Linked DNA regions of Homo sapiens: regions 1, 2 and 3 are each linked to region 4. The links are chromatin loops, found by intact Hi-C in ENCODE. Cell type or tissue: PC-3. All regions are shown on one strand. Region 1 has its middle 61 kb from the start of LINC02273. Region 2 holds the start of GATB (glutamyl-tRNA amidotransferase subunit B). Region 3 has its middle 72 kb from the start of FBXW7-AS1. Region 4 has its middle 55 kb from the start of LINC03074.

What was found. A loop is a pair of places that touch in the nucleus more often than their neighbours do. Peaks named below come from ENCODE experiments on the same cell type or tissue, not always from the same donor. Only the 100,000 strongest peaks of a DNase experiment are listed, where the experiment ranks them.
Region 1: a loop joins it to region 4, with 21 times the contacts of the local background. A loop is called at or near these places in 3 of 110 quality-filtered maps.
Region 2: it touches region 4 in a loop (7-fold over the local background); 5 of 110 quality-filtered maps call a loop at or near these places.
Region 3: it touches region 4 in a loop (8-fold over the local background); 3 of 110 quality-filtered maps call a loop at or near these places.

Annotation. Positions count from the first base shown.
Region 1 is chr4:152,157,742-152,165,741 of GRCh38, reverse strand. No RefSeq gene overlaps it. Among named protein-coding and RNA genes, the nearest start is that of LINC02273, 61 kb to the right of the region's middle. In PC-3, no CTCF peak of the experiment used is centred here; no DNase peak of the experiment used is centred here; H3K27ac peaks cover 1,392 bases.
Region 2 is chr4:151,758,139-151,766,138 of GRCh38, reverse strand. GATB (glutamyl-tRNA amidotransferase subunit B) reads left to right here and starts at 5,132. Exons shown (of 13, transcript NM_004564.3): 1 at 5,132-5,332; 2 at 7,217-7,367. The coding sequence starts at 5,157. RefSeq lists an enhancer at 5,137-5,416. In PC-3, a CTCF peak has its summit at 4,906; a DNase peak (open chromatin) is centred at 5,038; H3K4me3 peaks cover 1,746 bases; H3K27ac peaks cover 471 bases.
Region 3 is chr4:152,261,741-152,269,740 of GRCh38, reverse strand. It overlaps the pseudogene RN7SL446P. Among named protein-coding and RNA genes, the nearest start is that of FBXW7-AS1, 72 kb to the left of the region's middle. In PC-3, no CTCF peak of the experiment used is centred here; a DNase peak (open chromatin) is centred at 4,480; H3K4me3 peaks cover 421 bases; H3K27ac peaks cover 1,908 bases.
Region 4 is chr4:152,006,975-152,014,974 of GRCh38, reverse strand. No RefSeq gene overlaps it. Among named protein-coding and RNA genes, the nearest start is that of LINC03074, 55 kb to the right of the region's middle. RefSeq lists an enhancer at 423-582. In PC-3, no CTCF peak of the experiment used is centred here; a DNase peak (open chromatin) is centred at 3,384; H3K4me3 peaks cover 613 bases; H3K27ac peaks cover 3,242 bases.

The sequences.
Region 1 (8,000 bases), 150 kb before region 4:
AGCAGTAAACAATCATGCCCTATTTTATTCCTAGTTAAGTGAATTATCATAATACTAATTACTAGTAAAAACATCTGGTTTTGGCACAGCTCGACACAGGGATTTCTCAGTGCAAGATTTGATATTTGCCCTGAAATCTTAACCTTTGCTGGGCTTCCCAGCTCCTTAGGCTGACCCCTCTAATATTTGAGCTCAAGACCTTCCAAAGCTGATAGTACTTTCAAATTTAGATGAGCTATCCCATAAGAGACTTTTTCTGGTTACTGATATGCACAATACCTTTTTGTATGTCTTTATTGCTTGTTTAATTTTCCATGGAAACCATTCGCATGAAAACAAAGTTTGGTTCCTTACGTCAGTTCCTGTTGCTTCTCCCAGTGTGACCACCTGAGATGATTATCCAGTCACTGTGGAATTTAGCAGGATGCCACTGTGAGAATAAGACACCATCTGCAGGATAATGCTCTGAATCTGGGGGCTGGTGGTGGTGGTGGCTAAAACTCTTGTCAGACTGAAAGCTTGTTTAAAAGCATGCAGTTCCTGAAGTCTGAGCCAACTTTAGTTCTTCCATGGGAAGGTTTTAATGACAAAGAAAAATTAAAGCCATGTATCTCAAAGTGTGGTCTGGGGATCATTTCGTCATAGCCCCATTATTAAATCATTATTTAAATACAGATTTATTTAAATAAATAAATATTTATTATTTGGATCATTATTAAAATACAGATTCCTGGGTTATGCCCTACACCTACTGAATCAGAATTTCTGGCATTTGTATTTTTATCAAATCCCCCCAGTAATCATAAAGGGGATACTAAAGTTGAGGAACCACTGGATCTGAATACATGGATATTTTATCCAGGCAAATAACCCCAAGGTTGTTGGTCCAATATCTGGAAATATGCCTAAGAATTCTGGGCATTGAAGAGATCTGCTTCATGTACTGATGCTGGTGTGTCTCAGCACACAAGCCTGCTCCTGGTGGTGAAAGCTGCAGAACTGGTTAGGCATTAAAGCTGTTCTGGGACCCAACTTGTCACACAAAACAAAGTCCATATGACCAACAGTGTGATGCAGGCAAAGTGTGTGGACCACAAATCAGGAGATTTGGGCTCCAGACCTGGATATGCCATTATAAAATGCTCAACCTTGGCCATGACGATGGTTCCCATTTGGGCCTTGATTTCCAAATCTGTAAAATGAAAGAATTGAAATACGTTTGTGGTTTTGTTCTGTTTTTTGTTTTGTTTTTGTTTTTGTTTTTTCACAGCCCTAAGGTCTCAGGAAATTCAAGGGGGCAATGAGGAGGCTGAATGGGCAGTTCATGCCTACTTCAAGCAGAGAAGATCAAATCCTCTTCTATATCAAACTTCCACAAAAAATTAATTTTGAAAACAGAGATCTGTTGCTAAAAAAGGAAAAAAGAAAAGAGAGAAAGAAATAAAAAGAAAGGGAAGGAAGGAAGAGAAGGAAAGAAGAAAGAAAGAAAGAAAAAGAAAGAAAGAAAGAAAACTACTAAATGATTCATTAGAGGTCTTCTAGCATTATGATTTTGAGATAATTTTTTAGTGGGTTCTAGTTGGTTTACCTGGGAAAATACATTATTCCTCTCTTTAAAACACAGGATTATGAAATACTACACCAACTATTTTGCATGCCATCTTACAAAATGTTAATTTAACATTTCAATTTAAAAATAAGTCAAGGATATAAAATTTCCCTTTCTCCCCTAAGAATACATATACACTTTAGAACATTTCTACCAAAGAGAAGTTGGGGCTTTCCCAACTGCATGATATTTTATGGATAGTTAAAGGTAATAGATAAATTCATAACACTGCTAGGCTTTTCCTCAAAGGAAAACAGCAGGGGTTGATGAAGTCTGAAGTGTTTGAGCAGGTTGACATTAATGGCTAATACTGGGGTTTGGAATGTATGTGGATTTTAATTTTCTATGCAGGCTCTGTTCCACATTAATAATGGATAATCAAGAGTTGATTGTTCTTTGAAAATATGTGCTTAATACTGGTTTTCCCACCTTATCAGTCAGGCTGGAGAACAGAGCTGTGGTGAGCAGAGAAGGGAGAGGGTCGGGCTAAATCCCATCCATCCAGGGCTGAGCTAAGAGATGCCGGCAAAGTTCGCCAATCTTTTCCTGCTTCATTTTTATCCACTTGAAAAGTAAAGAAAAGATCTGTAGCCAAGTAGATTTTCCATGTTAGAAACTATTCTGAAAGTTCATGGGTGGCTGGGCGCAGTGGCTCATGCCTGTAATCCCAGCATTTTGGGAAGCTGAAGTGGGCAGATCACCTGAGGTCAGGAGTTTGAGACCAGCCTGACAAACATGGTAAAACCTGATTCTACTAAAAATACAAAAAATTAGCTGGGGATGGTGGTGTGCACCTGTAGTCCCAGCTACTCTGGAGGCTGAGGCAGGAAGACAGAATTGTTTGAGGCCGGGAGGAGGAGGTTGCAGTGAGCCAAGATCGTGCCACTGCACTCTAGCCTGGGAGACAGAGTGAGACTCCGTCTCATAAAAAAAAAAAAAAAAAAAAGTTCATGGGCATATTAGTTTGTTAGTGTTGCCATAGCAAAATGCCACTCAGTCATAGGTAACACTGAGTAGCTTACACAACAGCTCACAATTTTAGAGTCAAGAACAAGATTAAGGCATAGACATGGTTGCTTCCTTTTAAGACCTTTCTCCTGGGCTTGCAGATGGCTGTCTTCTGATGATCTGGTGTCTTCACATAGTGCCTCTGTGTGTGTGCCCGTCTGGTCTCTTCCTCTCCCTCTCCTCCCCGCCCCTTCTCTCTTTCCCTCCCCTTTCCCCTTTCTCCTCTTCCTTATCCTCTATTCCCTCTCCCTCTCCCTCTATCCTTATAAATGACATCAGTCAGATTGCATTAGGGTACACCCTAACAGCCTCATTTTAACTTAATTACCTCTTTGAAGACCCTATCTCCAAATGCAGCCACATTCTGAGGAACTGGCCGTTAGGGTTTTCACATATGAATTTGGTAGTGGGGGATGGGGAACAATTTAGCTCTTAACAACGGATTAATATGAACAGGGAATTTTGAGCTGTACTGAATAATTACTAAGTATTATTACTGTTATTACTAAGTTGACATTACTTAGGATGCATTTTGCCCCAAATGATTAATTTTGAATCAGCTCATCTGGAATGCTGGTCTCTAAGTTACTGCACAGAACAGGCCAATTCTGGCCACAGCCTGGTATGGAGAGTGGCTCAGTGCCTCCCTTCTAAAGAGCATCTAGATAACGGGGATGTGGCTGACCTGGCCTTTTAAGTTGCTGTTTTTATAAGTTGTCCACATATTGATGTCATTTACTTTTGTCCATCCAGCATAAGGTATTTAATGATGAGATTATTTAATTTTGAGATGAGGGTTCAAGCCATAAAATTTTTTTGAAAGATACCAAACAAATAAATAATAATGGTTTTGCCAGAATAAGGATTTTAACAGTGGGACAGTAAGTCATACTCTGATTCATACGGGAAGGATAAAAATAGCCTGACAACAATGGGGAATTATGAAAAGTGCCTATTGAGCAGTCACTGAAAGCCCAGTAGGGCTGTAAAGGGAAATGAATGCATATCTAGCGGGTACCTTCCATACTCATTTGCAAGTGCATCTCTTTCTTGGACAGGCATCTACTTGTGCTCAATAAATACTGGGTGATTGATTAACAGAAAAAAAGATAAGCTGAATATGGGGCTGCAATCTCAGACTTCTGCTTTTAATACTTAAAGAAGTCTGAATTTAAGCCTTCTTGTGTCATAATAGCTTAACTTTGGAGCACAGAAGAGAAGCTGTCTGCTGCTACTCAGAGATGCCTGTGGTTTCAGTGTAAATGACAATCAAGGCTGGTCTGTGTGTCCAGTTCTAGGAGGACTTAGGCATGTGTCCAGGACAATTAAATGCTCGCTAGCACCCTTTGGACTCTAATTTTGAAATTATTTTCTTGGGCATGTATACTGGAGAATGAATGCTGGCTATATCATCTAATGGCTGCTTTTCTAGGGCCCAGGTTGTCATGGAGGGGGTGGGGATTCACAAGCCTTTTCACTGTCATGACACACATAGAAAATGATGTTTTTACGGCACACTGAGATGACTAGATACATCAATCAGAGTCCAGTTCAGGACATCAGAAACCACTCTAGATACAGTAACAGACCGAGCTGAATATGGGGAATTGGTTGAACAAGCATTAGGACTGAGAAAGTAGAGAAGACAGAAGTAATCCAAATGGAGGAATTGCAGCTGCCTCCTCTAGGCTGGGGAAAAGAGGCTAGAAGTTTGGATTATCAGACCTTGGAGCTTGGAAGAGGGACCTAGGGAGCTAGGACCAGTTCTCTGAGCAGGGGTGGCTGCTCGGGGACCGCTGGTACCTTAGGAGCTTGGAGGATGGAGCCCAGGGACCCGGGAACCTGCTTCTGGGGAGGGGCACTGCCTGGATGCTGCTAGTACCTCTGAGGGGCATAATAAGGCTGGTTCTGGGAGGGTAGGGAAAAGCTGGAAACTGGAACCCACTGCTGCTGTGGGGCTAAAGAGCCAATGCCAGGTCACCACTGCCAGGAACAGCCAGCATGTGGGAAGGAGCAAGTCTTCTCTGCTGCCTCCTGCCTCCCAGTCTCCCTTCAATGCCTCACTTGAGGACCATCTGGGGAGTTATCTGTAAAAGGAGAAATGTATTTGCAGCCCCCCAGCCCCAGCGTCACAGACCCAAGTACAGAGGGTAGGTTTGGAGCTGGGAGGCAGTAGCTTAATGGTTGGCACCCAGGACTACCAGCCCAAGATGTGGCCATCCCAGGTCCTACACTCCTGCCCCTCGGATTGGTAGGGGAGCGTCAAATCTCAGCCTACCAGTAGCCTATTAGGTAAGTGCTGGTTTAGAGACCTAACTGTCAGCAAAAACAGATGGGATCGCGTTGTGGGGAGAGGACGCTGCATGGGTATGTAGTGAAAGTAACAAGATGGGGGGAACCTCAATGGGCCTGATGCAGGGATGGAAAGAGCCAATGGCTAAGCATGGGCTCTGGAGACTGAATGCAGAGCGCAACACCGGTTCTATCCCTGACCTGGGGCAAGCTGCTTAACCTTCTTGAGCTTCATGGAGCTGCTGTGAGGATTAAATGAGATAATCCAGGTAAAGTGCTTAGCCCGGCACTTGTCACAGGGGGAGCATTCAGCAAGCGTTAGTCCCTATTACCGAAAAATTTGTGGAACTTGTTCACCCACTTCTCTGTGACGGTGATTACTGTGCATGCACACGGTGACTCATTTTCTCATCCTGACAGGTCTGTGCTACCCGAGTCCTGCATGGAACGCAATGTGATCTGTACTGGCCAATTAGATCATCCATCTTCCATTGCAAATCTGCTAGGGAGAATGGGTCTATATTGTGTCATTTCACACCAAGACGGTAATTTCTTACCCTCATTAGCAGAGTCTGCTCCCATGTGATCTGGAATCTTAATTTCTCTATCCTTCGAGTTAGTACCATAGCCCCTTAGTTACGAATGCTGACATTAGAGCAGGCCTTACTCTTAGTTCCTTATTACTGTTCTTGGCGACTGTGAGCATTTAACCAAATGCATGATTATTTACAAGGCTGGCTTTCTGGTATGCTTTGGGAAGTACCAGTCTGTAAGGCCATGTGGTGTCTTTAAGACACCCCCATGCCAGAGAGGCCACTTATGGGACTGGTGCAATAAAACCCACTTCAGTCTGAGCTTATCTCAAGCTCTTGTCCCATGCTTGTTCCTGTCCCCTAATGCCTAGCAGCTGTCCTTGGGCTTCAGGTTTTAGCCTTGGCCTGAATAGTCAGCACCTCTCTGATGTTACTTTTGGTTGGCATGCAGATATGCTCTTATCCCTGATCTGGGCCTTTCCTGGATTCTACATCTATCCAGTGGCCCTGCCCGGGTCAATTAAGGGGGTTGGGAGAGGAGGGGACACCCAGATGGGGATGATACTCCTGTTTTTTTGAAGGTACCTAAAATCTCATTGTTAAAGATACATTGCTTTAGGCTTTAGGCTGAGGTGCAGAATTTGGGATGTTAATAGTTTTTACTTGGAGATGGGAAAGCGTTTTGTGATGGAAGCATTTGAGAAACAAGGGGTTAAACAAAGTTGAAAAGGCTTTTTTAACCCAAGTCTTATCCCAGCTGTTAAAGTGTTAATGTTAATTGGTGAACCTCTAAGAAAGACAGTATGCGGCAGTTTTCCAAAATTTATGCAATGCTCAACTCATGTTTTGAAGGAGTAGTGCTTGGGACTGGAAAGTATTGCTTTTAGGCTAGGCATTGACTTTCTCTTATGATCTTTTTCTCTTTCTTAGTGTCTTCCTTCTAAATAAAAGTACTTCTGGCAGGAAATATCTATGAAGTCGCTATCACTTTAGCGAGAATTAGCCTGACTAGTTTCCAGGCACTTTGGATTCTTCCTTTACAGAGACTCTCACATTAGCTCTTCCTTTCCATCTCATCCCCACTGTCTGCTCAGGCTTGGCCTGGCAGGTTGTGTAAAAGAGGTGGATTGGAAGGGACTGATGTGGGACACTTGACTCTTCATTTTGTTTTGGATGCAAGGATGAGTTCCTTGGACTTCCACCTGATCTCCTGTTCCTTATCCCTTTCCTTCTCAGGTCAGTTTAGTGTCTTGGATTTAAACCATCTAAAGCACTTGCTTGGCTTAGGTTAAGATGACAAACTGTTAGTGCTGAGGGACTCTTCAGTAGAAAGGATGGAAGGTTAAATGCCAGCGGCTCCTGCCTCCCAAGCCAGGTCTCCTCTGCCCTGCACTGAGCTGCCCCATGGTGCTTCCATGTCCTTGATCCCACAGAACCGCCTGTACTTTCGAAGGATACAGAGGTCTCCTGGGTTTGGCAGATGAAGGTCCTGAGGAAGGCTCTGGTGGAGGCTGACAGTTTCCATCTTTGGAGATGGGCTCCTGAGGTGGCCTTCAGCACTCTCAAGCCCGAGGGACCTCTCTTTCTTGGGTCCAACACGGACAAAGCCCAAATACCTTTCCCTGTTCCCCATCACACAACCCAGACACATGGAATTTTCAAAGGGAAATCAAAGGGAAATGCACCATGAAAACAAAAGCAAAACCACAACATACATGTATACACGAACAACAACAAAAGCAGTGAAAAAAAAAGAAGAAGAACAGAGAAAAAGGAGAAACCGAAGAACAGTTGACTTCAAAGCTCTGGGCTGCAGCCACCCTGGCCAAGCTCCAGTGAGCTTCTTTGAGTCTGTGAGAGATGAACTGTTTCTTGGTGACAGTAAAACCTCCCCTTCCACAAGGACCTCATGCTCCAGCCCTCCTCCTCTGCATTATTGATTTAAAAAAACACACACCAAAAACCCCAGCCTCATTATGGGGTCCATTTGGCAGTAACTTCTTCTTTGGACTGAGTTCAAGACAAGCCAATGCTGCACTCAAATATTTCTCTGGAATAAATCTATTTCCATCCAGTGTGCATCCTGACTTAGTTCTCTGTGGTCCCCAGACCCCAGAGTCCTTCAGGCTTCATCTGCCTGCAGCTGCTCCCCCTGTTCCCAGCTCCCTGCAAACAACAAATAAACAAAAAAAAGCTGCACCTTTAATTTATGGAGGACTTAGGGTGGCGCCAGGCACCACATTCAAATCTTCACAGCAGCTTTCAGAGAATGATTCCATCATTATAATCTGAATTTTAAGAAGTGAGGAAGCCGAGGCTCAGAAAAACTAAGATGAATGACATAAGACAGCTAATAAGCCAAGGGGGCTGGGGCACACCCCTGTCATTCTGACTCTGTAGTCAGAGCTCACAACTACCCCCTCGCGCCTTGGGGTGGAGATAGATGGGCTTGCTTCTTGCTGAACTCACTAGACTTCTGCCTGCGGTCACTTGGGAGGTCACACAACAGAGCACGAGGACTGAGCTGAGAATGGAGCCCAGCCATAGATCTCTTGTAG
Region 2 (8,000 bases), 250 kb after region 4:
TTGAAAAACACAGTATCCAGTCCCATTCTTAACACCATTTATCTTCATTCTTACTATACGTGAGGGGATGAAAATGCCTTTTAGTAGCCAAGCTGATGTAAGTGTGGAATTCACATCAACTGAAATCACTGCTAGGCCAAGTCATCAAAATCTTATTGTTGAATTAGAATCTAGACTCAGACTCCAAGGAGACATGAATAATGTGTGTGCTGGTCTTTCCCTAACTAGTATTAATGAATCCCTGGGAATTCTCTCTCTCTCTCTCTCTCTCTCTCTCTCTCTCTCTGCATTTATCTCCGTGGTTGTTTCATCTGATTGTTGCTTGATTTTAATTCAATCTGGCACTTCTTCATGGAGCACTAAATTTCTTCTCAACGGCTATACATTAAACTGTGGTGAGCCCTGAAGGCTCTACCACCAACATGAGTTCAGCCTTTATTGCTTTGTGCAGTCCATCCATTCTTGGTTCAAGGGTGGCCTAGATACAGAGATACCAGTTCAGATACGCATAGGTAATGACACCAATTACAGGGCAGGATGTGTAAGATAAGCTCTTCCATTCTCTTCTGTACCATGCTGATGGACTCTGATACATCTTCCCTTCAATTATCAAGTAGGAGTTCATTCGCTGAAAGGTCTCATCAAAGTCCACGTGTCTTGGTGGTGGAGTTCTTTAATGCCACACTTTTCAACATCTTTAGGCTTAAAATCAGGAGAACCATCTGACATACAAAAACATCATCTGTTTTGAAACCTAAACGTTTCTATTATTGGAGCTCCTGAATTAAGCTACTGCTTAGAAGTGTGTGTTTGGTGATGTGTGTGTGTGTGTACAAGCTCTCTAACTTTGAAGGCCAAATATCGAATTCCAAAACACAAAAGAGAGAATTTCTTGGTGCATAGAGGGATATGACCACATGCAAAAACACAGTTTACAGAAACATGGAGTTTAACGTGTTCTACCACCCATTACTTACAAATCAGGAGTATCTTCTTTCAAGTACGTCATGAAGCAAAGGATGTATGGAAGTGGAGCTTCTTTCTTACACATCATTCTTGTTGGCTCTGAGGGAGTAGCCAGATTTCTAGAAATTTCTAGAAAAAGCCCGGGGAAAGAGCAAACCATCCAAACCATCCCCTGAGATTAGATAGAAGAAGGGAGACCATAGAGAGCTTCCAGTTTATGGTCCAGGCATAATAGCAACAATGTGCTGGCCTCATCTTCCCCATATGGCCCTTCATCTCTCAAGGACATTGAACAGGGTGTTCTATTTCCTTGCACTGGAAAGGAAAAAGGAGTCATAGATTTCTTTGCTGCAAAGCAATCTTCTAGAGAAAGCAATTATTCCCTCTGCATCAGTATTTTATCAGAATCAAGACTTTAATGGTAAAATAAAAGGAAATGAATCCTGTTTTCCCAATTGCTCAGCATGCATGTATTCCCAGTCTTTCTTTTTTCCCCTAATGACACCTAACTGGATTTTAAAATGTAGTTTTTCTAAGAAGGAACTTCATGTTTTCAGAATGCTTTCTCAAAAACAGGAGCTCTTCTAGTTACAACATAAATGATGCTATTAATTTCTGTTATATGTACATTATCTTATGTGGGTTTTGTTGTTACTGCTGTGGTTTCTTTCTCTTTTTTTAAGAGAATATCTACTGACCTAGCCATCTTCCGTCTCTACCATGTGGCATAAAGTTTCAAGACAGCAGGCTGAGTTCCATAGCCATAGAACACATAGAAACTCACAGCCAAGAAAGACAGGGATCAAGCTCACAACTGTGCTAAGAAATACTAAGATAACCATCTGCTTCCAGCTCTGTTAGACTACAAGGGGCATTTTGTTGATTAGCCTGCTAAATGCTTTTAAAGCATTGACTTTGTTTCCACAGGACAAAAGTAGTTAATCAAAGACTACATTAGTTAATGCAATTTTAACTGGAAAGATGTATACAAATAGATTTCGACATACATTGCCAGGATAGTGGAAACTGTCTCTTTTTCACTTTACTTGCAATTTTAATGTTTCTATTGAAATTATTTATTTCATTTAAAAAGTGGAAACTTAGAACCACCTGTATTACCCCCTCACATTGCACCCACATTGCTGAAGAAGCTATCTATCCTAGGACATTGGGTATTCATGTTATTTCCCCCATCGTGAACTAGTGAAAGGGAATGATTACAATTAAGCACAACTTAGATTTGAGAGAAAAAGTAATCTGTGTTCAGAAATCAATGTGGTTTTATTCATAGTTTTGAGTCAAATGCAGAGGTGAGCCAGTTCATTCCAACTCTGACATTCAAAGACCCACTGAAGAGCACTAAACAAAACCAAGCATGTTATTTTGACACATCTAACTACTGCCATTTATAAGTAACGACTCGAAATTCTGCTCTGCTTTACATAGCTTTTTAAAAACCTGTTCTAAATCTATTTGTACTGTGTATCAATTATATGGATAAAATAAGAGCCGAGAGGCTCTCCCTAAGAAAAATGTTGTTTTTGCTAGAAACTCTGCCCAGCTACCTTCTGAGTTCCTTGAAAATGAAAATCTCTGTGTCTCCCAGATGACAGCCACCTTGTCGGTGCAACCAAAATAGCTCTCGCAGCTGGAGAGCTGTCTATCAGCAATAGTTCTGACAGATATCAGATTTGGCATGCAGCAGGAAGGCTAGAAATGGTCCCACAGAAGGCGGTTTGGTGGGAGTATGACCAGCTAAGGAGCAAGGCAGGGGGAGCACTCAGAAAACAGTGCTCCTGTTTTCACAAGGAAAACTACAGGCATTTCGGGAAATGACAAATAGTCTTGAGGGAGAGGACAGCCAAAGAGATGGTTATTGACAAGTCTCTATTTCCACGATTAGTTCTATAGGATTTTTGAAAGGGCAATGATTAGATAGAGACAAGATGCAGGAAACTGGCCGGTTTCCGTTCGTGAAAGGAAGCAAATACACTTACATGCGTAGGATTTTTATCTCCTCTAGTGGTGGGGTGGGGCCTTTGAGGCGATAGCCTATTACTGAATAATACCGCTTCAGAAACAAAGATGAGCTTCCCTTATAGCGCGTTTTACCCGTAAGATTAGGATTTTCATTAAATGTGTTGCTCTCCCTTACAGTGGTTTTCAAAACATTCCCAATCTTCCATTTGATGGAGTGAATCGCCTTTTAAGGATGCTGATTACCAGCGATGAGGTAACAAGTGTCCCCCTCTCTTTTTAGCTAGAGATACAAGATTCCATTCTCCTCTGTTGTCCTAACAAAAGTGAAGCCATTTTGTGCTCAGAGGCAACTCTCCTGACCCCTAGTCTGGGCCAGAAAAACCTGAGGAGCTAAATAAGTAAAAGAAAGCTAGCTTACCTAGAGTAAAGGTGGAAAACATGGAAACTCAGAGGGAAGACTCTAGTAAAGGATCTAGAGAATCATCTGAACCTTAAATAAAGGGCAATAATTAGAGAGAAATTTTGGAACAAGTCTCCACCACTCCCTTCCAGTCCCTGTCATTTTTGTCATTTTCATCCTTGGTCAAATGACTGATACTTCTGGTGTGGCAATTTAGAACAGTGATAGTGGATGAAAAAGTAGAAAAGATGGAAAAAATAAATGATGACAATTTTAAGGACAGTAACTAAAGTTTCTTTCTTCCATATGGATATGCAATTGAAGTGTATTAAAGGAAAAGATCAAAGGTTACAGCCAACTAATCAATGGATTATTGATCAATAACTGAAAATCTATCAATGTGAAGTATACAAAATATGCAGCTTTTCCCCTTGCCCTGCTCTATACTCAGAATTAGGCATCACTGATGTCTACTTGATTTCTCCTCTTGAATGTCTCCAAGGCAACCAAACTCATATGTTTTCTTTGCAAACCTGTTCCTTTTCTGGTTTCCTTATCTCGGTGGATAACTTCATCAGCCAGTTGTGCAAACCAGAAATCCAGGAGTTATTTGTTTCTCCTAGCCTTCCACCATCATATCCAATCCATCAGAGTCCTTCAATTTTACTTCCTATATCTATCTCAAACAGATCCATTTCTCTTTGGCTCTGCCACCACCCTAACTCATCATCTCTCCCCTAAACAATTACTGCTCCAAAGGGCATCCACTCCATCCTTTGTCAAATGCATTCTCCACACTGCACTACTTTATTCAACAAATATTTTTAAGGAACCTACTTTGTACTGTAGTGAATAAGACAGACGAGGAATTTGTGGAAATAGAAGATAAACATCAGGCAGTCAAAAGCACTACGAGGACAATCAAAGTCGGGTGATGAAATAGAGAGTGGCTAAATGACTATTCTAGACTGTGTTCAAACACAAGAAATCGGTGGCAGTTTTAACAAGGGGTATTAGTTTTGACACAGGAAAATGAAGGAAGTCCGCTGGGACGATGGTATCTGCTCCTAGCATATAAGGAGTGTGTTTCTGATACTGGCCAATAATAAAAAGGAGGTTAAAATGTACATGAACATTCAATCTAGGGCTGTTTGTCTCCAATTACCTCTGCTTAAACATAGCACTTACTACCTATATGGAAGTATCTTATTTTTGTTAACTTCTGTATGTCTCCCTTCTTTAGAATGTAAGCTCCATGAACATGCGGGCCATAACTGTCTTGATCTCTGCAGTAACTACAGTGCCTAAGAGAACTGAGCCTGGCATTACGGTAGGCATGCAAATAAGTATTTGTTGCATTAACGCACAAATTGCTGAGTGAAGCAGGAGAGTAGACAGAGAATATAACGGATTGGGTTTGGGGGCTGAGGAAGTCTCTGCTGAGCTGTCAAGGTCATTTACTTCCCCTTGCAAGGTTAACTGGGTTATAAAATCCCGGCCACGCTTTAGCACCAAGCATCAAGCGCTCACACTCTAACTTATACACACGCTCACAGCCACAAACCTCTCCAACTCCCCGCTAGGAGGAGTCACACCTCCCCACCCAGAAACCCTCCCACCCTCTCCTCTATTTCTCCTTCCCTCCCCTCTCCGCGGGGTTCCGGCAGGCTTCGAATCACAATGCTCGCCGGGAATAGTAGTCTTCCGGTCCGAGCCTATGGCGTTTTTAATGCATTTCCAGAACTACGCTTCCCAGGGAGCCTCGCGGCATAGTGAGGCTGAGTCACCTGACCAAGACCCTGGAGTTACAATGGCGGCGCCCATGCTGCGCTGGGGCTGCCGTGGAAGACGTTGGGCTTTCGCCCGGGTTGACGGTGGTTCTTGCCACCGAAGAGGGGCTCCGACTGGGTCCACATCCAACCAGATTAGGGGAGAGAGCTCAGTGGCTCAGCAGCCCCTCCACACGGCCCAGAAGACGAGGAAAGGGTATTCTGTTTCATACATTTCTGCCCACCTAACTGTGAGGTGGAACTGCAGGACTGGGGAAATAATGGCAATTACGGCCCAGCTTCTAGACGTTTTGGCTGACGGGAGGGCGTTGAGTTATAACCTGGAGCCCCGAAACCTAAATAAAAGCACAAACAGACTTTCTATCAACTCCGCCCCCATATATAAACCACTGTTTTCAAATAGATGTAGTTGGGGAATTCGCGAGTGTAAAATAGCAAATATTTTCTTGAAGGGTGCACAGACAGAAGAGTGGATTCGGTCATCTTACTAATAGCACTAGCAGTGGGGACGGTGACACGAGAAGCGGGATCATATTTAGCTGATTTTATTTAGCGCTAGTATGGGCTGGCAGCGTTCTAAAGGTAGAAAGGGAGCCTTTACCTACAAGCTCTTGGTAGTGGTGGGTTATTGTCATTAGTCAGAAAACACTAGCTATCTGTGCAGGCGTTTTATGTTGGAATATGTGTGACTAGACCTAGGAGGACGCAGCCAAAAGAAGAGATACTCCCCCTGGTTATATGGAGAGTTTTGCTTATTTGGCCAGATATCCCCTGAACAGCTGTTTATGCTTCATTATGTAAGAATTAAATAGTTTCTCTTTAAATACAGAAACATATGGCAAGTTTCTAATATTTTGTTTATTCTTTGAGACTAGTTGGCATTATTTTTACTTTCAGTTGGAGGAACAGAGGGAAATTGTCCAGAAAGAAGTATTCAGTTTTGTATTCTTTTCGTGAATTAGATTGTTTCCTTGTGAATGGAAAGTACATTTTTTCTCTCATGTAATGGAAATGCAAAAATACTTTGAATGGTGCTTTACTGCATGCAGAATTTCTAATGAGTTCCTACTTTAATTCCCCTCCCTTATGGGCTGTGTTTCCAAACTTTAAAAAGAAGGACTTATTCTTGCAGTACTTCAGATATAGAACTTTATATGTTGAAATGATTGAAACAAAACAAAACGATGTAAAATATGTATATATATATATATGTATATACACAAAATTACTTGGGAGAAGAGCAGGATAGGAACATACATGGATTTCATAGGGAATAAGCACATTTATAAGGACCTGGAGAGGCCTATGTACAGACCCAACAGAGTAGGACTGACCAGATAAGAGAGATTATTATAGCATTTAACAGCTTCTTAGATTTGATAGCAAATAAGCATTAAAAAAGTAACCTGAAATTAGGTCTCAGGAATTGAAAGTGATTTGGGGGACCAAAAATATGCCGCATCAGATGGTTTAGTGTGGTGGAGTTTTGCAAAATTTTTTTAAGAGTATCATTTAGTGGTGATTTATTGTATCTGTGTCTCTCTGGTTATTATACATGCAAACCAAAACATGGTTGAGAATTTCCTTTTTAAATAAGAGACGTGGAACTATTTATCATTATTTCTCTAGTAGTAGAATGTTGCCATTTATGTTAATTCTAGATAATGTGGGAAAGATCAGCTTTCATCATTTACTGAGTGATTACTTGATAAGTTACAGTTAATTTGTTAAATGCCGCTTTTCACTGAAGTCAGCCAAGCAGTTGTCACCTGATACCCATTTCTAAATTGTTTTAAGACGCCAAATTGTTCCTTTCTCTATAGCCTTCATGTTTATATCATCAGCCTCCTGATGCCATGTTGTAAATGAATTTTAGTTTGCCAATCTCAGTGTAGGCGCTTATTCTAAATTGTTTTTTATTTAGTCACTGATAAAATATGACACATTTTTAATGTGAGGATATAACATTGTATTAAGTTTAAAACACATATAGGAAATTAACATTTGTGGTTTAGACTTATAGAAATTCATTCATGGTGACAAATATAATACATCTTAACCATTATCTCTTTCTTCTTAGTGAACACAAATGGGCTGCTGTGGTAGGTTTGGAAATTCATGCCCAGATTTCCTCCAACTCTAAACTCTTCTCTGGATCTCAAGTTCGCTTTTCAGCACCTCCAAATTCTTTGGTTTCTTTTTTTGATGCATCTCTACCTGGAACTTTGCCGGTAAGATTCTTATTTAATCCTATTTTCATTAGAAAAATGTTTATTTTATATTGAACATGGAAAATTATTTTCTTGTTTTAATAATAACACAACTCTTTGGAAATACTTATTTAGGGAGTTTTGGGTGAAGCGGGATATATTAAATGTTTTCTGAAGACCCATCTCTGTGATGCTGTTTCTAAGTCTGAATATATTCATACATGTATTCATCACTTCACAAACATTTTAGCATGTCTACTAATACCAGACATTGGGCTTTGAGCTGGGTCATAAAGATGATCCTTGCCTTTAAGGAGTTCAAAAACTAGTAGGGGAGATGTGTCTTATAAACAAACAGAGAACAGTGTGATTCCTTCTTTGAAGGTAATATGCAGAGGATGATTTCGAAACCCAGAGGAGGGACAACTAATTCAGTAAAAGAAAGGACTGTTGTGAGAAATTGAAGTAGGGGTACTTTAGGTTAAGGAAGGGTTACTGAAGAGGTGGTGGCCTGAGCTATTTGAGAAGCCCAATAAAATTTAGGCAGATAAATGAAGGAGGAGGAGGAGTCAACTCAAAGCAAGCAGTGTATATTACATGATTTTACAGTGTAAGGCCAGTAATGATTGTGGTTATTGCAAATTAAGAAACACT
Region 3 (8,000 bases), 250 kb before region 4:
GCTCAGCAGAGTTATGGTTTTGACAGGTGAGGGGAGGCAGCCTCCAGAAAGCCTTGTTAATTTCAGAGGTGAAATGGCAGGATTGACACTTGCGGTGATTCCCCACAATAAGGCCATTGAAATAGTGTTTGTGCAGGGGGTGAATGGAAATGGGTTCTGATGTCTTCTGCACATGGTGACAACAGCTCACATTAAATAACCATTTTGTGTCTGTCTCTCTGGGCTCATTTAGTAGCTTATTCTTCTCTAGTTATCAGGGCATGGCTCCTATTAATCTCAGGGAGAGAGAAAGGGAACTCGGCTTCCAAAGGGGAACTTTCCCCCTGGCATGAGCTTTATTTACATGGACTCCGTGTTGGCCATAGAGTTTCCTAGGAATAAAAATTACTGGGAAGATGTTTGGGACATATTTTATTCCACATCCCTTGACCGTTTTTTTTTTTTTTTTTTTTTTTTTTTTAAGAGACAAGGTCTTGCTTTGTCACTCAGACTAGAGTGCAGTGACTCAATCTCCACTGCTTGGTTCAAATGATCCTCCCACCTCAGCCTCCCAAATAGCTGGAACTATAGGCATGTGTTGCCACACCTGGCTAATTTTGAAATTTTTAGTAGGGACGGGGTCTCGCTATGTTTCCCAGACTGGTCTCAAACTCCTGGCTTCAAATGATCCTCCTTCCTTGCCCTCCCGAATCGCTGAGATTACTGGCATGAGCCACCATTCCTGGTCCTTCCCCCTGACTCTTAGTCCAACTGTGTCTAACACAGAATATTTGGAAGTGGACTTTATAAAAGGAGGATGGGAAAGCAGGAGTAGCCAAGAACCCATATCAAGCCTTTTTACAAGAAGAGGCAAACTTAACTGGATGTTTCTTGCAATGTGTTTTTTGTTTCTTCTATTTCTGGAAGGTGGTAAGTTTTCTACTTGATTTTAACCCTCTTGGCACTGATGGTTGGGCTGGATTAAGGACCACATTCAGAATTGAGCTTATTATCAGTTACTTGGCTTCTTTTCTTGTGAGTCAAGACTTGTCAGGAAGCTCAGAGATGTTGGACCAAGCCTATGGACTGTTGGGTCCACCCCCATTTTTCCATCATCTTTATTTACCTTTTAGGACCTCCAGTAGTAGCTTCATTCCCACCCATAGCACCTTCTCACTGCAGGGCCTTTAAGGAAAAATAGCATGCCGAGCTCAGGCTGTGGATAAAGAAGGGCAGAGCCCCCATCTTCAAAGTCATCATTCTCCAAACCTTTCTTGCAAAGCTCTGGGACCCACCCTCTAGAAGGATCTTGGATCTGCTCTCTTTTTCTTGCAGGAATTGAGGCAACGTTCTTGTAGGGGACATATCCTGAGACTTATCCGGGGCTTAGATTTGGTTGGAAGTGGGTGACCTGAAGCCACCGTTATGTTTTGGTGAGTGTGACTCAAATCTCTGTGCATATGGGTGTATGTCTTTATTTCCCTTAACTGAAAGCATTCACAAGCCATCCTGCTTTTTTTCTCCCTAGCTGCAAGCAATAAAAGTGAGGCACCCTTGCTTTTTAAAAACCTTTAAAGCCCTGCTCTGTCTACTGGATACTGCTAATTCCTGGGTCTCTGGATGAGTCTCACCTCTTTGTGGATCACTCAGAACTTTGGTGCTTTGGGCTATAATCAGTCTTACTTTTCATCTTTCATCTCTTTTCTGCCGGTGACACATGGTGTTCCCTGCCAGTTTCCACTTCCTCTATCATCCATCTATCTCTATGTACCGGCCTATCTATATATATCTACCTGTCTGTCTATATATATCTCCATCTCTATGCTCACAGTTGACAAATGCTAGCGAGGCCCATAAGAAAGAGCCCCTCCAAGTTTAATCTATAGTAAATATGCTTCAGTGTCTACCTGAAATGACACATTATATTCTCCACCAGACCTCCTAAGGAGATTTTTATTAGATTTTCTAGCCTTCTGGGAAGAGATCAGGGAGAGGAGACAATGCCAGTTTCTGCAGAGCTTCTTCAGAGATGGTGGGTCCCTTTCTTTAAAAGTCTAAAACCTTCTTCAGTTTATTGTTTATTGAACACTTTCTGGATGCTGGGCATCACACTGGGCACCAAAGGTGAAAAGCTCATAGCTCCTGACCTCCAGGGCAGCTAGTGGGTGAGGAATGAAACTGAAGACTTTGCAGGTTCCTGAACTTTGACTGTCTGTTGCAAAATGGCCTAGGGAAAGAAGTCAGTAGAAGGCAGGCCACTTGGCATGAGTAATGCAATTGGGAGAAAAGAAAAAGTCTAGATGGGGATAGGGAAGGAAAAACAGACAAAATAGTGCTGGAAAATAGTAGCCATTTCTGGGCCATTCACTGTGTTCAGGGAATTTGTCTTTCTTGCTTACTGTTGTATTCCTAGGGTCTAGAACAGTGCCTGGAACATGTCTAGTGCCCAAATAATTATTTGTTGAATAAAATGATGAATCTCAGTGACTCACTTCCCTTTCCTTTCTGGCTAGGCCATTTGCTGAAAGGAATCCCCTCATTCCCCCGCTCTGAGATAGGACAATGCCATTAGGCAGGTATATCTTGGGAATTTGCACCATCTGTTTGGGGCCCCATGGAAAGGGTATACCAGATGAACCCCAGGTCTATTTTGGTCTTTACTTTGCATGTTTCTTGTTTTTTTGCATCCCATGCAGATGGATACTGTCAGGTTATTTATAGCAGAAGTTTGCACACAATAATAGAACAGTTGCTCTAATTCCAACGCCAATTGAATAACTTTGGTTTTGCATTCTTCAGAGGACCTGTAGCAAACCCAGTATTAAATAGCCGTGGTACCAAGGCTGTTCCCATATAGCATCAGCTGCTGCTGATTCTGATTGCCTTTCCCAAGACAATTCTCTCTCTTGTTTTGTTTGTTTGTTTGTTTTAGACCAAGTCTCACTCGGTCACCCAGGCTGGAGTGTGCAGTGGTGCGATCTCAGTTCACTGCAGCCTCTGCCTCCTGGGTTCAACTGATTCTCCTGCCTCAGTCCCCTGAGTAGCTGGGATTACAGGTGCCCACCACTGCACCTGGCTAATTTTTGTATTGTTAGTAGAGGCGGTGTTTCACCATGTTGGCCAGGCTTGTCTTGAACTCCTGGCCTCAAGTGATCCACCCACCTCGGCCTCCCAAAGTGCTGGGATTACAGGTGTGAACCACCACACCTGGCCCTCTCTTTAACATGGGACACAGTGATTTTTGCTTGCATGCATTTCTTACAGGTTTTAGAAAAAGCCCACTAATAGATGAAAAAATTATAAATAAAATATAGTGCTGACAAATTTAATTCAATGGTATATTAAATAATTGATACACGTAGCCAAGAATGCAAAGATGGTTCTTATGTACAAGGATGTGCATGATCTTAGGATTTATAATAGTAAATATTGAAAACAATCTATATGTTCAACAATAGGGGGCTGGTTTAGAAAATTATGGTACATTCATAGAATGTAATACCATATAGCTATCAAAAAGTCTATTTCAGGGTAATATGTTGTAATATGAGAGAAAATGGTTATGATATACTAAATGAACACCTGCAGGTCATATTATACACAAACACACACACACGATATATGTATATATCATATATATATATATATATATATATGATCTAATCTTATGAAACTATGAATTCCCAGGAAAAAAGAATGAGAGGGTATGGTGAGTAATTTCTCAATGGGCAGATCATGGGTGACTTTTATTTTCTCTTCCTACTTTTCTGTTTTTAACAGTATTTCTGCAATGAACAGTTATTACTTTTGTAGCCTGGAAAAAAAAATTCCATAAGTGCTATTTTGAAGAATAGTGCCACTGGTTTCTTCCAGGGTTGGGGCTTTATATCTGAAGTTTGTATTAAAGACTAGCTCAGGACATTCACTATTAGGGACAACCAAAGGGAAAATATAAAGTGTGCAGTCATGGTCTTTAAAGCAGGCATTTAAAAGGTTGCTTTTTATCTAATCTCAAGAGGAAGAGATAGGTAGTGTCTTCTCTGCAGAGATTTGTTAATGCTGGTTTGTACATTATCCAGGCATCTCAGACTTGCCCTAAAGACCATCTATAAAGAACCAGCGTGTGTAGATAGTACATGCATTTTCCATATCCATAAATTGTGCACGTTGTTTGAAGCCAGTCATCAATCAATTTCCCCTGGAAACAAAGACCAACATGTGGAATAAACAGCAGAAAAGCTTTGGAGAGAGGAGGCTCTTGAGGAAGAGAACTTGTGCAACCTACTTTTGCTTGTATCTCGTGCTTTCCAGTGCCCTGTCTTGGAACTTAGTCCTGGATGAGGCATTCGTAGCAACCTCGTCACGCACAACCTCACGTGTAAATCTATCTTGGTTAAATATACGAGTTTTCTAAAGCCGGAGGGAGAAACAGTCTGACTCATCGCCACTGTTTTAACTTGAACAAACTATAATAGCTACACAGCGGGTTCCAATGATTAGCAGCAGTATTTATCTTTCCTAGTTTGCATCGACAGTGACACACTCACAGTTATCTGCCCAGATACAGCTTCTATAAAGCCAGCTGCGTCATGCACGTTATTTTTAACCGTAAGAAGAAGAGCCATAGCTAATGTAATCTATGATAGCTTTGTAATTAAAATGTCTTACATAATGAAGAAATCTAATAAATAAAGTACAGCAAGTATTATGTTGCAAAACAAACACATGCTTGGATAAAGGTTTTTGCCTTAAAATCTAGCTACTACTATATATCCTCAAAACTTGTCGCTGCCATTGAGAGATGAGTGACAGCCTTTGATATCCAGAAAATAAAATTAGGGAGATCCTTTCCAACATGGGACTTAGACAACTGATGGTGAGAAATACAGAACGTGATTTACTTGACAAGTAACTAGTAACCTGGGACAACCCCAAAAGATAAAAGGAAATGGACTAAAGAGTGAGCCTATGGTGATTCTGTCGTAGAGGTTGATAAATTTTTTTAAAATAATGACACATCAACAGGAAAAGCAAATATGCTCTGCTTAGCTCTTTAGAAGCAACCTCATCACCATTGCTAATTGTATCCTATCATTCTGTCACTGCAAATCTGAGGAAACTTTGGTGGCTGTTGTCCTTACATGTCCATTTGAAATTTGCTCCAGGGAAACCGAAGATGTTTTGTTTCCTCTTGTGTCTCTTATGCTATCATTGAAATAGCTGCTAGATGTGAAGACATATATATATCCTTTTAGTCCTATGAGACTTTCCACTTTCCAATGAAGAGAAAACCTTTCCCATCAAAAGAGAGAATGGGCCAGGCATGGTGGTGGCCCCTGTAGTCCCAGCTACTCATGAGGCTGAGGCAGGAAAATCGCGGGAGTCCAGGAGGTCTGGGCTGTAGTGCGTTATGCAGATCAAGTGTCCACATTGAGTCAAGCATCAAACATGGTGACTTCCTGGGAGCAGGGCACCAGCATGTTGCCTAAGGAGGGGTGAACCAGTTAAGGTAAGAAACAGAGCAGGTGAAAACTCCTGTGGTGATGAGTGGTGGGATTGCGGCTATGAATAGCTACTACACTTCTGCCTGGGCAATATAGTAAGATTCCTCTCCGAGAGAGAGAGAGAGAGAGTATTTGAGGTGGAAAGTCAAGTAGATAAGAAAATATCCAGGAATGCTGTGTATCACATTTTGGGTTGAAGAATTCCTATATCTGTTGTCCCTTTGAGCATGAGACTATTGTCAATGCCTTTGACTATTGGCAATGGGAAATGTATAGCCTGTGATGTCTCCATTGCAAGAGAATCTATGAGCTGCCCTGGACAGCTCTTGTAAATCAACAATTGGAAAATGGACTAGGTTAGCTCAGGATTTCCATTTTGGAGCTATTAGCGACTACTACAGCCTCCAACCATATGACTTCCACAATGCCAGATTAAACATTTATTGAATGAATATGTAAATCAATGAACTGTGTAATTGGAAAAATGAAGGAAAGCTTCGATGAGACCTGAGGCTACAAAATCCCTCTAAGTACCACTATCCACATTCTGTAAGTTTTGACATGTAATATTATCATTAAAGTTCATAATGATTTCATTACAGTTGCATTATTATTTTATGTTAACATATGAATAACCTAGAGATATGCTTTTAATTTTAAGATAAATGTTTTTTTTTTTTTTTTTTTTTTTTGAGACGGAGTCTCGCTCTGTCGCCCAGGCCGGACTGCGGACTGCAGTGGCGCAATCTCGGCTCATTGCAAGCTCCGCTTCCCGGGTTCACGCCATTCTCCTGCCTCAGCCTCCCGAGTAGCTGGGACTACAGGCGCCCGCCACCGCGCCCGGCTAATTTTTTGTATTAAGATAAATGTTTTTAAAAGTTTATCTTTCTATCATTTATTTTTCAGCTAATTGCATTTAGTTATAGAATATGGTCTGTGTATATACAGATTCTTTGAAATATGTTGAGACTTGTTTCTTGCCCTCTATTATGAGGTCAGTTTTACTCATATTTGCATGTTTCACTTATGTTCTACAATGAATTTCATACATATGGTTTTTGATCCTTCTTTTGGTTTTAGGGCTCTGTATGTGTCCATTAATCAAGCCGTGCTGTTAATTGTGTTGTCAAATCTTCTATATCTGTATTGATTTTTTGTCTGCTTGCTATATCAGTTTCACAGAGAAACTCCCACTATGTTTGTGGATTGGTCAGTTATTCCTTGTAATTCTACCAAATTTGATTTGTATATTTGATGCTATGTTACTAGTTTGGGCAAGATTCAAGTGATCTCTTCCTAGTGAATTTAATATTTTTATCATTATTTAGTGACTTACTAATATTTAAAAAGCTTAAAGTTGATTTTATCTATATTAATATAAATATATATTATTTGGGGGGTTAATATTTCCATAATATGCTTTTTAAATAGGTGACTTTCAATCTTTCCACTTCTTATATTTTAGATGTCTCTTATAAATAGCATATAGCTGGATGTTAGAATTTGACAATCTGTAACTGTTAACTTTAGTCCATTTACATTTATTGTGATTGTTCATGTATTTTAACTTATTTATACCATCTTGTGCTATTTACTTGACTTTTTAATACTTTTTTCTTTGTTTCTTGTCTTTTTGAGATTGAAATTTTTTTATATAATTATAGGGAAAAGTAATTTTCCCCATTACTTTTTGGAAAAGATAAACTCGATTTTCTTTTTTTTATTGGTTACCCTTTAAAGTTTAATTGTACTTAACAAAGCCTAAAGTTACTTAGTATCTCTACTCTTTTCATAAACTTTTAGCACATTTAAGTCTGACTACCCCTCCCATCTTATATGTTATTTTTGACTGCTTTAAAAAAAATCTCTAAAATTATGCATTGTTATTGTAACTTCCTACAAGTATTCATTTAGATTTAGCTGCATATTTGCCTATTCTTAGCTTACATTTCTTCTTATTTTTTACTCCTCAGCTTTATTAAGGTATAATTGACAAATACAAATTGTATATATTTAAGGTATGCAATGTGATGTTTTGATATATGTATAAATTGTGAAATGATTACCACAATCAAGCTAATTAACATTTTCCTCACCTCACATAGTTGCCTTTGTGTATGTGTGTGTGGGGAATACTTAAGATGAGTCTTAGCAAATTTCAAGTATATAATACATCCTTTTTAACTATGGTCACCATACAGTACATTAGGGCTCCAGGACTTTTTCGAGCTTTCTTGCAACTGCAGGTTTATCCTTTTGGTCACATCTCCCCATTTCCCCCACCCTGCGGCCCCTGGTAACCATCCTTCTACTCTTTGTTTCTGTGATGTTGACTTTTTTAGATACCAAATATATGTGAGATTATACGACATTTATCTTTCTGTGTCTGGCTTAGCATTATGTCCTCCAGGTTCATCCGTGTTGTCACAAATAGCAAGATTCTTTTCTTTTTTAAGGCTGAATAACATTCCTCCTCTGTGTGTGTGTATCAATCACATCTTCTTTATCCATTTAGCT
Region 4 (8,000 bases):
CTCCCAAGGCTAGACCTTGGTTGTAACAAATAAACACTATTCATGTGACATTCTACAGTGTGCAAAATGCTTTCAGCTTCACTGGTGCTTGTTTTTTAGTAATGGCCCTGTGAAGTTGCTGATGAGCAATCTAGACTAAAGAGGTTGTTAAGAGGAGTTCCTAAGGTCATATAGCTGATAAAGACTTGAGCTCACATCTTTTATTCCTGAATTCTCTTCCAGTGCTGTGTTAGAAACCTAAAGAGGAGCCTGAGGGAGGAGACTGCATTAATGCAATTATTCTAATTTAGAGACATAGGTCTGAATTCTTGCATCTAAGGTAGCAACCAAGAGCGTTTTAGGCCCTGGTCTTCAGGTGGCACCCACCCTGCACTATCTTGGGCAACAGCCATGAAATCCTCCAAATCATGCATTTGCATTTCTCAGTTATCACCCCTCCCACCTGGACTATTTTGAGAAGGAAAGCAGCAAGCACTTCCCAGTCTGCTTCTCTCTGTTTCTCTTTCTCTTTCTTTCTCTCTCCAACCCCCAGCCCCGCCCCTGCCACCACAAATGCCACTTACAGAGGCTCCGTTTAATAGTATCCATCAGCCTCCCAGCTGGGGGCAGAGATAAGGGTGCAGTAGTTACTCCCCTATGCTCTTCTTCAGGGTTTGAGGGTGTCACTATCACTTCAATTTGGGAGCCCTTCACACAAAGACATGTGTGCTCAATTACCAGTTCCTAGTGTGGAGAGAGGAGGGGAAATCAACTCTGGCACCCAGCCCAACCATGCGTCTCTTTTACCTGTAAGGATCTCTTCTCCCTCCACCTGGATGCCTCCTCTCTGTCCTTTCCAGGCACTCCAGCCTGCCTTCTTCCCCGCTTTGCCTGATGAGCTGAAGGTGAGGAAACTGGCCAGTGGGCAACTCTTCCTGGGACACAGGAAAACTCTGTTTGAGGATCTGGGTCATTTCTAGACTTATGGCTGTGGCAGGACCCTGGAGCAGTGAACTGGGTCTGCAGCTGCTTCCCCATAGATCCTTTAGACCAACCGGAGGTGTTGCCACCTTCCTAAAAACACTTGTTTTGTCCTTTCTTGCTCCTTCTTAATTCAGTAGCCATTCCTGGATTTTCTATCTCCATCTCTCAGATTTTACTTGCCTTGAGGGAGACGATATAATTGCTGATGGGTTCTTCTTTCCCTCTGCACAGAAAAAAGCAGGTGACTGAGACCGTGGTATCACAGTACAGAAAGAGTTTTATTGACAGGAGGCCAGCCACACAGGAGATGGGGTTTTTGCTCAAATCAGTTTCCCCAGAGGCTTGGAGATTAGGGTTTTTCAAAGACAGTGTGGTGTGCAGGGGACTAGGGAGTGGGTGCTGTGGATTGGTTGGGGATGCAATCATAGGAATATGGAACGTGGTCCCCATGAGCTGAATCCACCCTTGGGTTGGGAGCAACAGGATGGGTTGAATCATGATAAGTCATGAGTCCGGGTGGGTCAGCCAGGAAAACATCTCAAAAGACCAATCTTAGGTTCTACAATAGTGATGTCATCTGTAGGAGCAATTGGAGAAGTCACAAATCTTGTGTCCCCTAGCTGCGTGACTCCTGAGCAGTAAGAGGTTATAGAAATATACCTACCTTTTAGCAGAATTTGAGCTCCTCCCATAATCCTAATCTTGTGGCCTTTCATTAGTCTTACAAAGGTGTTTCCAGCCTCTGAACAGGAAGAAGTCAGTTTTACGTGGGACTATTATCATCCTTGCTTCAAAGTTAAACAGCAAACTAAATTCCCCCTATGGTTAGCTTGGTCTATGCCTAGGAATGAGCAAAGACAGCCAGCCTGTGAGGCTAGAAGCAAGATGGAGTCAGTCATGCTAGACTTCTCTCTCTGTCATAATCTTTGCAAAGGCAATTTCAAAGACATTGGATTATTCATAATTTTATGGCCCAAAGTTTTTAATGGGCTAAGTGGTCCCAAGATGTCATATAAGAAGGTGATAGGAAAAACTGTATTGAAATACTAATTTTTGCACTTTGCTGGTGTGTGTCCTTGGGCCCATTACTTAACCCAGAAGTCCCCAACCTTTTTGCCACCAGGGACCAGTTTCATGGAAGACAATTTTTCCATAGATAGTAGGCAGGAATTGGGAGATAGTTTGGGGATGAAACTGTTCCACTTCAGATTATCAGGCATTAGATTCTCATAAGGAATGTGCAACCTAGATCCCCGCCATGCACAGTTCACAATAGGGCTTGTGCTCTTATGAGAATCTAATGCCAGCCCTGATCTGACAGAAGGTGGGGCTCAGGTGGTAATGCTGGCTTGCCACTGCTCACCTGCTTCTGTGTGGCGTGGTTCCTAACAGGGCACAGACTGCTACCAGTCTCTGGCCCTGGGGTTGGGGACCCCTGACTTAACCCCATTTCTGCCTCAGTTTCTCCACCTATAAAATCTGAACAATCCCTGTGGAAGGGTCATTGCAAGGACTCAATGAGATAATGCATATGAAAGCCAGCCACTGGCCCAATGGAGGACTCAATAAAGATTTGGCCCTTCCCTGACAGGGTCTTCCTGACTAGATACTCGGTGCCTCAATATTGAATTGAAAACTAAAGAAAAACATCACCCGTCACTTCAGAAATCACATTGTCTCTGTGGTTCTTTGCTTCTCCTCATACAAGTCTGCTTTCAGACACGCTGAAGCCCTCACACTTCTTCTTTTCACTGTTACCCCATTTCACTTAAATGTCAAGTAAAAGCTTCACCCCCATTTCTACCCCAAGTCACCAAGGCAGTTCTGTTTTCCCCATCTTCCATTACCTCCCCACCCCTAGACACACCTGTACCTACAACTAGGGGAGAAAGGCCAGGGAATTATCAGTTCATTTATTCATGTTTTGTGTCCACTTTGCCCCAGATAGGATCCCAGGCAACTCCAAATGTGTCATGACAGTAAAATTTCAATTTAGATTAAATTCAAGTTCGGTAGGTGAGGACATGGTGACATCGGGAACGTGAGCTACTGGAAGGATAAGAGGGAGCCAGGTGGGAAGTTAGCTCACAAAATGCATGTCAGTTATGTGAACAGATCCAAGAAGAGTTGGACATTGATAAAGAACCACGTACTTACTCCCTGCCCCAACTGGCATTTTTGGGGAAGGGTTAGAAGAGAAAACCACTAAAAATAACAACCATGGCCACACCCTCTGTCTCTTCCATGGGCAGAAAAGCACTGGGGCTTCTGCATTCTCAGTGTGAGAGTCAGGAGGGGCCAGGCCACGGCTGCTTTCTTCATAGTCTCCGGAAGAAGGTGGCCACGTGTTCATCATCCAGGAAGCCAGGAGTAGATACTCCTAAAACTGGTCATTTAAATTCCTAGTTTAAATGACTAAATTGAGATAACTCAGGGCTTTGCTTGGAAAATACAAGTCCACAATGAATTCCAGCAAGCTTTGACTTTATGACACGGAAACGCTGCAGGCATCGTAGTGACTCAACAAATTAAACAATTATCAAGTGACATTAAGAGTTTAAAAACTAAGATGACTAAAGATGTGTACCCCTACACACACGCACAACCACTAGGTAGGTTTACTCGGAGTTCATGGAATCACTAGAACTGGAGGGAAACTGAGAGGGCCTGCATTCGCTAGTGGATGAGGATGTGCAGGTTACTGACCAGACCCATCCTAAAGTGACTGAACGGCAGCATGACCATTGCCAGAGCTTCTGATGCTCATTCCAATGGGTGTGTCTCTTCTACTTTTTGTACCTTATTTCTCGACTCACCTACTTTTTCTTTGCCTTTGATTCTGACCATCCCACCTGCAAAGTCCCATCCTTGTCTTGCTGTCTTCCCTATTCTTCTCTCCCTGGACCTGACTCTGTGGCAAAGCTGCTACTGGTATTTTGACTGCTCACTTGCGGGGCCCATCAGAAGCCTCAGCACCAGGAGTTTTATTCTCCTGTTTCTAAGGTGATATTTGGGTTATTTGCAGTAGAGGTGTTTACACCACACACCCTGCATTCACGTTGCTTCCTTTCTGTTACACTATTGATTCTTTCTCTTGGCAGCTGAGGGGAGGCTTTGATGTGGGGATGTGTTGTAGTTTCTAAAGGAGGAAGATGTTGGTGGGAGGATTTACAGCTGTTTGAAGAATTCCTCCTCCTCCCTGGCAATTGTTCTAGAGGGAGGGGCCAGTGGTGCATTTTCCAGGCTAGGGGCTGCTTTCCTGAACTCTGTCTCTCTCTGAGAGGGAGAGAGAGGAAACTGAAGTGCTTCCAAATAAAGATCTGAGTAATGAGATTTGATCTACAGGGATTTGTTATTAAACTCCAAGAATTTTCAGATGCAATCCATAGCACCAGCAGATTTTGCTCCTTTCAGACGGGCAAAGGGGCTGCTCTAGTTGGCGATGAGGAGGTACAGGGAGGTCCTCTCCACTATCCCGTTTCCCCTTTAAATTCTTCCGCCATAAGAGACTTCTCCTGTTCTGTTGCAGCAACTCTCAGCAAGTGAATAGTGCTTTCTGGGGACCTCGCCTTTGTTAAGTAGATCTGCAGTGATACAGTAGAGATTTTAATGTGCAGTGCTGTGTTTTAATAGACTATTAAACTACAGCATTACACATTAGCTGGCTATGGCACAATTGCAGAAATATCAAAGATATGCTCTCGGGAAAGCACTATTTACTTTAATGAGGAGATGCTGAAATAGACTGAAAATCTCTGCAAAGTGAGCCAAGAGGAAGACAGGGAGAGGAAAGAACCAAGGAGCTCGTGATCCAGGCTGAAGCAAAACCCTTTTCTCATTCCCAGTTCCTGTATCTGTGAGGGCAGGTTCTCGCTGGGTTATAACCAACTTGAGTCTGGATGACTTGTTACCATGCTACAGGAAGACTTTTCCAAGCTGTGTTTCAAGGTTGGAGTGACTTTGAGGCATGTAGTCATTTGTCTTAGCTTATGGGGGACTGGAGCTTTGATTTTTATGGTTTGTTCTGCTCTCTGTGGCTAAAATGACAGGAGCACAAGGTAGATGATGTTCTTCTTTGGAAAAGTCCTTTTGCTCCGAGATTTTCTTCTCCCAAGTGCCCCCACCTCAGCACACACTCGTAAGTAAGCACAAACACACAGAGATGCATCCACACACAGACCTTTTGGTCTCAGCAATAAATAAGGAACTCGGGAATTCCAGAATCTGTTCCCCTCTCATCATTTCAGAGGCGGCTGGGCTGAGACTCTTCCCCAGAGAAAACCACCAGATTTCTGATCAGCTGTGATATAAGAGAGCAATTCAGCAGCTAAAGGACCCCATCCAGCCATTATGCAACGTAAAACTGCGGGCAGGTCGTTCTCCACCTTTATCATACTGCAGCAGAAATAAACTCTGAGAACAGAGCTATCCAAGCCTTACTCAGATGAGAGCTGCAAACAGCATTTTCCAAAAAAAAATCCATCTTATCTCACACGCTTTTTCTTAACATGCCTTCCTGCTATACAGCAACATTTAAAAACCAAATTGCAAATGCTAAAAAGAGGCCAGTGCCTTCCCAGGATATGCGCCCCCAAAAACACTCTTTATGCAAACCCAGGCCCACAGGAAGCCTGGAGGAGGCAGGAAGAAATGGAAAGACAAGGGAAATAACCCCAAAATCAGGAGTACAACAAGACTTCCCCATCTGCCTAAAGAGTTTGCTCATTCAGCCTTGGAAGTAATCGCTTTCTTACTCACCCAGTGACATTTTATTCTGGGTGAGCAGACAAGAATGTTAATTTCATTCATGCTCTCTTCTGTGTGTTATTATGAGGAAGGGGGGATTGCTTTCCTTTTCTTTTTTTAGATGGGGGCCTTGTGAGTAGGGCAGGCAAGCTGCTGTCCACAGGGTAGGATTTGAGATGGTTCTGGGCAAGGCCCCTGGCCTCCCTCCTACAGCCAATGCCTGTCATCCCACCTTCAAAGCTTCATCCCTCTAGGGTTTGAAAGCACATACAAGAAGGGAGTTTCACAGCCTGCATCTTTAAACCTTTTCAAAAATGTATTATAAAAATAACATGCATATGGTTAAACAGTTATTTCCCAACAGCCCAGGAAGTTTTCAATTATAAAGAAAATATCTTCTTCATCTACCTTATCCCTAATCTAATTCCTCAAATGAAGCCACCATTAATAATTTCAGTGTTTGGTTCTTTGGGTTGTTGTTATAATTTTAAGTGACTTATTTTCTTAATTTCATTTCAAGAAGCAATCAAATGATTCCCTGTGGTTAAAGAAGACAGAAACATATTTTCCTACCTTGGTTGTCCCTCCACTTCTTAAATGGACCCAACATCTTTAGGTAACGCCTTAGAGATTAACTGTAATTTTAGCAACAGTTAGTTAAAAGTGAGCTGAAGGTTCTAGGTGCTGGGCAGGGCTCACAGGGGAAGTCTGGAGACTCATTTATTTTTACTACATGGCTCTGTCCGATTGTAGTAACTTTTTCCCTACCCCCTCTTCCGTTGGTTAAAGGATTGCAGGCATTGGAAGACAGACAGCCTTGATGCCCAAGGTGAGAACTTGCTTTAAGAGCCTCACCTGTCTTGAATTTGTCTTCATTCATTCAGAAAACATTCATTCATTCAAAAAACATGTGTATTCTACTTGCACCTTGTGGTAGACAGCATTTATGGCCCAATTCTTCACACCCTTTGCCATGTAACTTTGCAGTATCATGCCGCTGTGTGGGCAGAATGAAATTCCCATCCCTAGCCCCAGCCACATGTCTTCCATCCTTGACTGATGGGATATTAGTAAACATAGCACAGACATGCTGGCCTTGCTTCTTCTTGCCTTTCTGCCATCACCATGACAAGGATGAGCCCCAGCTAGCCCTTAGTCTTGAGAAAAGCATGGCTTTCCTGGCTAAGTTGCTCCAGCTGAACCAGCCCAGTGGTGATGAGCCAGGCCCAGCCTAGATCAGCCAGACCCCACAGACCTGTGAGAAACAAATGTGGGTGGTGGTAGGCCCCTGCCACTCTATAATTTTCATTATGTGGCAGTTTTGATTGATACGAAATAACCGATACAATCTTACAGGCACCATCCAGAACACAGGAAAGGCGGCAGGCAGCTGAGCCACTACTCTCACGGAGCTCACATTCCATTAGCGTACTTTCTAGTTTTCACACCTATATATTACCCCTTGCTCTTCCCACCCTGTGTGGCAGTCCTACTTTTAAGATGAGAAAACTGAGGCTCAGGAAGTCTAAGTGGCTTCCTATTATAATGTTATAATAGAAGCAATCTAGAAAGTACCAGAGCTGGGACTATGAACCCAGGTCTTCTAAGTCCAAATGCTATGCTCTTTCCACTACCCCATAGCAGCCTCAACCTCTACCTTCTCCTGAAGTCTGTACCTCTCACCAGAGTTGCAGAGGGACCTGACTTTGAGTGAGAAGATAGATGGACTAAGTAAGTCTATAAGTCTGACCCAAAGTGGACTGCTCTATTATCAATAAAACAAGGAGAAACAACTCCTTTTTATCCCCTGAAATTGTTTCTTCTTGCAATTAAACCAATCTCTGTTTACAAGTATTTAGCATGATTCTAGAAATTGCATTTTAAAATTATGCGAACAGAGAGAAAAGGCAGCCCACACAGTGAGTGATTTCTCGTGGGTAATTGGCTGCTGGTTCTGGCTCCAATGACGCCTTCTTTTTTAGAACATAATTAGTGATTTCAAAGGAAACTGTTAGAAATGGCCTAGGTCTCCAAAGAGAGGCTTTTCTAGCTCTTCACATCAGGAGGTCTACTCAAACTCATGCTGACAAATTTCCCTTTTTGTTTTTCTCCCTTTCCTAATGACCTCCCAAGCTCTTTTTCAAAGGTTGGAGAGGCTGTAGATGCACAGAACTCTTCCAGATATGGGAGGAATTCCAGATTTGCATCAGAAAACTCAGAGTCTCGTTCCCCTGCCTTCCTTCGTTCCCTCCTTTTCCTTCCTTCCCTCCTTCTTTCCTTCCTTCCTTCCT